Linked DNA regions of Homo sapiens: region 2 is linked to region 1. Evidence: chromatin loops called from intact Hi-C (ENCODE). Cell type or tissue: breast epithelium. All regions are shown on one strand. Links, peaks and the distances in the headings refer to the core of each region. The heading gives the core; the rest is flanking DNA.

Region 1 (2,918 bases), core at 239-2,738:
TGTCAAAATGTAGTGTTCAAGGAATAATCGAGGTTCTTTGAGCTACCTTCAATTTTCTAAAAAGCTTATCAGAAAGCAAACTGTATCTGTGATAAGACTGAATAAACTCACTGAGAGGCCAATTTTCTGTGCTTTTCGCTGGTATGATAAAAATAATTACACTGGTACTCTGGTGAAGATGAGAAGCATGGATTAGCCATTATCTGTGTCTGATTAATTTTTAAATTCCATTAATTACTTATTAATGCAATTTGGAAGAAAAATCTTTCATCCCATGATATGGGCAGAGGAGGGAGAAATAATAAAAGGCTGGGATTCCCTTGTTTGTGAAAAGGTTGGAAAATACCACCCAAGTGGACATTGGAATGTAGAATGTGAGCACGATGCTGGGCAGGTGCACTGTAGCACATGATGTGCCCTGAACCAGTGGAAAGGGACCGTGTGATGCTGTGCATTCTCTGAACCTGTATCCTCTTGAAACCAACAAACAGAAGGCATTTTTGTTGTGGAGCCCTCTGTACAATGTACAGCAAAATAACTCAGAACCAGAGATGTTGCTCCATGTTAGGTAATACTAGAAGAATAAAGTTTTACTGGTCGGGCACGGTGGCCCACGCCTGCAATCCCAATACTTTGGGAGGCCGAGACGGGCAGATCACGAGGTCAAAAGATTGAGACCAACCTGGGCAACACGGGGAAACCCCGTCTCTACTAAAAATACAAAAATTATCTGGGCATGGTGGCACGCACCTGTAGTCCCAGCTACTCAGGAGGCTGAGGCAGGAGAATCGCTTGAACCTGGGAGGTAGAGGTTGCAGTGAGCTGAGATCACGCCACTGCATTCCAGCCTAGTGACAGAGCTAGACTCCATCTCAAAAAAAAAAAAAAGTTTACTTTCTTTTCTGTTTGTCTTTTCTTACCCCATTCTGCTGGCATAACAGAAATAGAGGTTAAGAATGGGAATTGGCTTTACAGAAAACCAGCCATGAACTCACTATTGCTAGTGCCTTTCAATTTGCGTCCCAGGACGTGACCAGGTTACTTCCTACAGATGACCTCAGCAGGACTTTTTTAGAAGGAGGAGCTCGAGCACCCACCTCCTGGGTTGCCCATCCCCAGGGCCTGGGAGCAGGAAAATGCAGCATTTGGAGAAAGTGCTAGATGGAACAGGTTTGCTGCAGGCAGAGCAGGAGGAAAGAGAATGGGTCTTTGTTTCAGGTGTGCTTTTTCATTCCTGTTACAGCTGAGTGCTGGATAAGGATGCACAGTGGAGCTGGCACTCTCTCTTCACTTTAAAAAATCCAGTTGTGTTGCTATTGATTGACATTTGGAAACTGAAGCTGAGGTTAATACAGAGTAAACTATTCTCTCTTATGAAGGGTTATTAACTCGTTCAGGCCTTCTGTCAGTGGTATGTAATTCCCTGCATGGGAGTCAGAACAACAAAGTTGGAAGGTTAAGAGAAACTTAACCCACCCATCGTAGAAAGAAGAGGCCAGAAAAGCAAAGTGGCCTGCTAAAAGTCACATCAGCAATTTATGGCAGATTAATAATAATAAATTAAGCCTACATGAAACTTATGGTGTAGTTCAAATCTGAATAGCACCACTAGGCACCCTAAATACCATTGCTGCGTTGCCAATTCTTGTGAAATAACCCAAGTGGATTACACAGAAACGTTTCTCAAATCCCCACACCAGCCAGCACAACTTTATGACTCATGTGTTTGTAGCTGATCTCAGCATAGTGAATTTTATGTACTTCATTTCCTCCCTGATGTTCTTCCATGGAAGGACCCTGAGGTTCACAGGGCACTATGCCATCTTGAACAGCAGGATTTCTCCAGTCCCTGTGCAGGGGACAGTGTGTCATTCTGGGACCCTCAATGAGGAAAGGCATCTAAGAGATCTCTCAAGGACTAGTATTTTTCAAAATGTGATCCAACAACCCTCCATCCACAGGGGGCTCATTAGAAATGCAGGTTCTGAGATCTATTCCAAAATTACCAAATCAGAAATGGAGCAGAAATATGAAAATTTAATGGGTTTCCTAGGAGATTTTAAAGCACACTAAAGCCTGAGAGCCACTGCCCTGGGCTGCCTGGACTTCATCTCTCCTCACCATTTTCATTCCTGGGAATGAGATGATATGGTCTTTGACTAGAGTTAGATAGGTAGATAGATAGATCTTACATTTAAATAATATCTATCTACTAATTCAGTCAGCTTTTATTGAAGGCTTTCTATTACTAGGCACCATAATGGAATTAATAAAGGTAGAACACCTACCATATTCTATACTGATTGCTTTCATAAATTAACTCCTTTGATCCTTACAACTTTATAGTTACTACTGTTATATTCATTCAACGGAGGAGCAAACCAAAGCACAGAGAGATTAAGAAAAATTTTCAAGATTAGAGAGCCTGTAAATGGCACAGAGTTTGAACCCAGGTAGTCAGCTCCAGAACCCATGAGCTTAACTACTATATGATATACTCTTCTCAAAGCTGGAGAGGAATAAGACTTGGTTATTGCAGCAACCCTCCCAGCCCCAACCGCAGGAGCTCACAGTCTCAGCAGGAATCCAGACTTCAGACATATACATAGGTCATTACATATGCTTGTTAATTGCTATGATAATGTATGAACAGAATGCTATGAGAATTAGGAGGAAATTATTAACTGCCAACGGTGTCAAGAAAGGCTTCCAGAAAAATATATGGCTCAGTGAGAACAGGATTTCTGTCTCTTTAGCTTCTTCTAGCACAGTATTTTACAAATATTAGGTGCTCAAAATAAATATGTTGAATGAGTGAATTAATGAATGAGATGATTCATTGCAGCTGGTATTGAAGAATCGGGAGGAGATTTTGTGACAAGTAAGAGGGAGAAGCATGCACACAGCCTGGAGGAGTA
Region 2 (2,918 bases), core at 297-2,796, 86 kb after region 1:
CCTGCATAAAACCTTTAAATGGCCTTCATTTTCTCAGGAGAAAGTCCAACTCCATAGGCAGCTTATAAAGCCCTGTATGATCTGAATCCTGCCGAAGTCTCCAAAGTCATTGGTTTTCATTCCCAGCCTTTCTCTTCCCTTGACTCCTACCCATTCACCCATCCTCTCCCCAAACTCATATACACTCTACACTTAGCAACCTTCATAATAAATGTCCTCCAGTTCCTGAGAAGTGTCATGCTTTCTCTCACCCCCAGGTCTTCAAATACGCTGTTCCTTCTGCCTGGAACACTTCTGATCTACTCAGCTTGGCTAACCTAATCCTAAATTTTCTTCAGTCTCAGCTAAGACTTCATTTCCCCCAGAAGGTTTCCCTGGTCTCCTAATATGGATTAGCTCCCATCCTATATGGTCTGGTAGCTCCCTCTGCTTCTTCTCTTTGAGCATGGATTACCTCTCATATATCTTTGTTCTTGTGAATCTCCCCCAACTACACTGCAAGCTAGTTGAATACAGGGGTGGCATCTGTCTTATTCACCACTGTATTCCAACCCCTAACACATCTACTATGTTGCAGGGACCCAAAACTTAGTTGTTGAACATGTGGACAAATAAATTATACCATTGACTTATCGTCCTTTCTTCTGTTCTGGGGCTTTAAGAGCCCATCCCCTCCCCCAACAGAAGTTAGGAACAGGAGCTAGCACTTCCACCTTCCTCCATACCAAGTCTGCTCTCTAAACAACATTTGCCCATGGACCTAGTCTTAGTTTGAGTCCTAGTCCTTCCAGTTCTAGTCAGAGCTGGAAAGCAGAGAATTCCCTCTCAGCTGCCCCATGGATCAAATCTATGAGATGTGATTCTGAAGAGGCCCTATTGATGGGGGCTGGACTGGCCTATATGCTGGGGAAATCATACGGATAAAAGTAAAGTAAGAGAGTTTCACTGAGGATACTCCAAGTGACTTTTTTTCTCTCATCCTGAAGGCAATGGAAAGTCATGAAAAAAACTGCACAGGTAGTTTATAAGCAGAAATATAACTTGTACCTGGCAAAAGGTAATCACTTAATTCAAATGCATTGAATGTCAGTGAATCAAAATTGCTTTGTAGAAAAGTCACTCTAGTAGCAGGATAAAGAACACACTGGAGGGGGGCAGCTCCTACCGACATCAGAATGTCAAGAATTCACCCATCCTCTGTCTCATTTTCTCCCTTGCACCCCACGTGCCACTTCTCAGAGGCCAACATTGAACTTCAGCTCTTGCTCCAGGAGATGTATTCCATCAATCATTGTATCTTACATCTTTACTCTCTCCTTTCTATCTTCAATCATGTTCAAACCCCAGCATTCTTCAAAAATGACTTTCATTAACTCTTGTACCCCTTTGAGCCCCGTTTTGAACCAGGCTTAGAACCGTTGCAGTCAGCATACTTCCTCTCTCCCTTCCCAGGTGCTACTGCCGACACCACTGCATGACCATCCACGTCTCTGCCTCCACTGCTGCTGCCTTCGTGCTTTGATACTGTAATTCTCCTTTTTACCTCCTTCTTTCCAGCTACCTTGTCCCTCCAGATGGTAGTTGGACAGCGTGTCTAAGCAATTCTGCCTTGCTCCATACTCCTTAGGGATGAGGCCAGTAACTGGCGTTCTAGTTATCTCTATTGCTTTTGCCAGACCTCCTTCCTGGAATTGCAGCTTTACCCCAGATACAATCATTTCCTGGGGCTCGACCTCACAGCGTCAGCTCTCCTCCCTATGAATGCCTTTTGCCCTACCACTGTCTGATCCCTACTGGCTGTAACATCCTGTCCACTTTGTTAGGCAGTTCTGCTGGTATCTTGGAACCCCAGCCCTTCACTCTCTCCATCCCCTTCCCTGAGTGTCCATGTTGCTATAATCACTCCTTTTCATGAAACAAAGTTAGTTTCTTCTCCCTCTAGTACCCACAGCACAGTGCAAACCTTTCAGTATAGTTCTTACCATACTGTATTATAATTTCGTTTAGGTCTCTGGTCCACCGAACTGTGAACTCCTGGAGGGCTGGGACCATGACATTGCTTTTTCCCCTCTCTGAACTCACAAAGCATTTTGCATCTCTCATTACATTCATTGCTTTCTACCTTGAATTGTAGTTAAGTCCATACCTTAACCCATCTACTAGACTTCAAGCTCCTGGAAACCATGTCTGTATGTAATTGATCTTTGTACCACCAAGGGCAAACACAGTGCCTGAGAGAAAGTGTCAATATACAGGCAAAGAAAAAAAGGCAGGACAAAGGAAAGAAAGAAAAGAAGTTATGCGATGGGGGTGTGTGTATATGTAGGCTGTATAATCTTGAAATCAACGAAAATGAAATGGGTTTGAATAATTTTATATGAATTTTAATATAAAATATACATTATTGAGAATTTATATATTACTTCAAAACTGTTGCAAATATCTTCATGTCCATGTGACTCTGGCCAACTTACTTAAATTCCCTGAAACTAAGCTGTGTCATCTGTAAAATGACAATGACAATACCTGTTTTTCAGGATTGTTGAAAATTTTCCATGGTGCATGAAATAACCCATGAGATATACAACGAACACAGGGCCTGCGCCTTGAAGGCAATTGACAAACGTTAGTTTGCTTCTCATTGCAAATAAGCACCCTCCGATAAAATAATACAAATTAAATATTAGTAGAAACTTGCAATGGGTGATTTTCAAAACTGAGCCCTCATTTAACTCTGAGTTTCCAAGCAACTAAGGTCAAAAGGAAGAATGTGGGAATACAGAAGTTTTTTTTTTAAATATATGAAAACCATACACATTCATTAAATGGAGGCAAATTTTTCCTGGAAATAAATTCAAAGGTACATTTATCATCAGGGGAATTAGGTAACTTGATGGACATCTTCCACTGGGAATTTT

Evidence for each region. Hi-C counts contacts between places; a loop is a spot of excess contacts. Peaks named below come from ENCODE experiments on the same cell type or tissue, not always from the same donor. Only the 100,000 strongest peaks of a DNase experiment are listed, where the experiment ranks them.
Region 2: a loop joins it to region 1, with 6 times the contacts of the local background. A loop is called at or near these places in 10 of 110 quality-filtered maps.

The regions. Positions count from the first base shown.
Region 1 is chr11:96,167,630-96,170,547 of GRCh38, reverse strand. The region is part of intron 1 of MAML2 (mastermind like transcriptional coactivator 2); the gene reads left to right. Among named protein-coding and RNA genes, the nearest start is that of MIR1260B, 170 kb to the left of the region's middle. In breast epithelium, for the core only: a CTCF peak has its summit at 1,590; DNase peaks (open chromatin) are centred at 1,137 and 1,707; H3K4me3 peaks cover 254 bases; H3K27ac peaks cover 2,500 bases.
Region 2 is chr11:96,081,392-96,084,309 of GRCh38, reverse strand. The region is part of intron 2 of MAML2 (mastermind like transcriptional coactivator 2); the gene reads left to right. Among named protein-coding and RNA genes, the nearest start is that of MTMR2, 160 kb to the right of the region's middle. In breast epithelium, for the core only: no CTCF peak of the experiment used is centred there; no DNase peak of the experiment used is centred there; H3K27ac peaks cover 1,073 bases.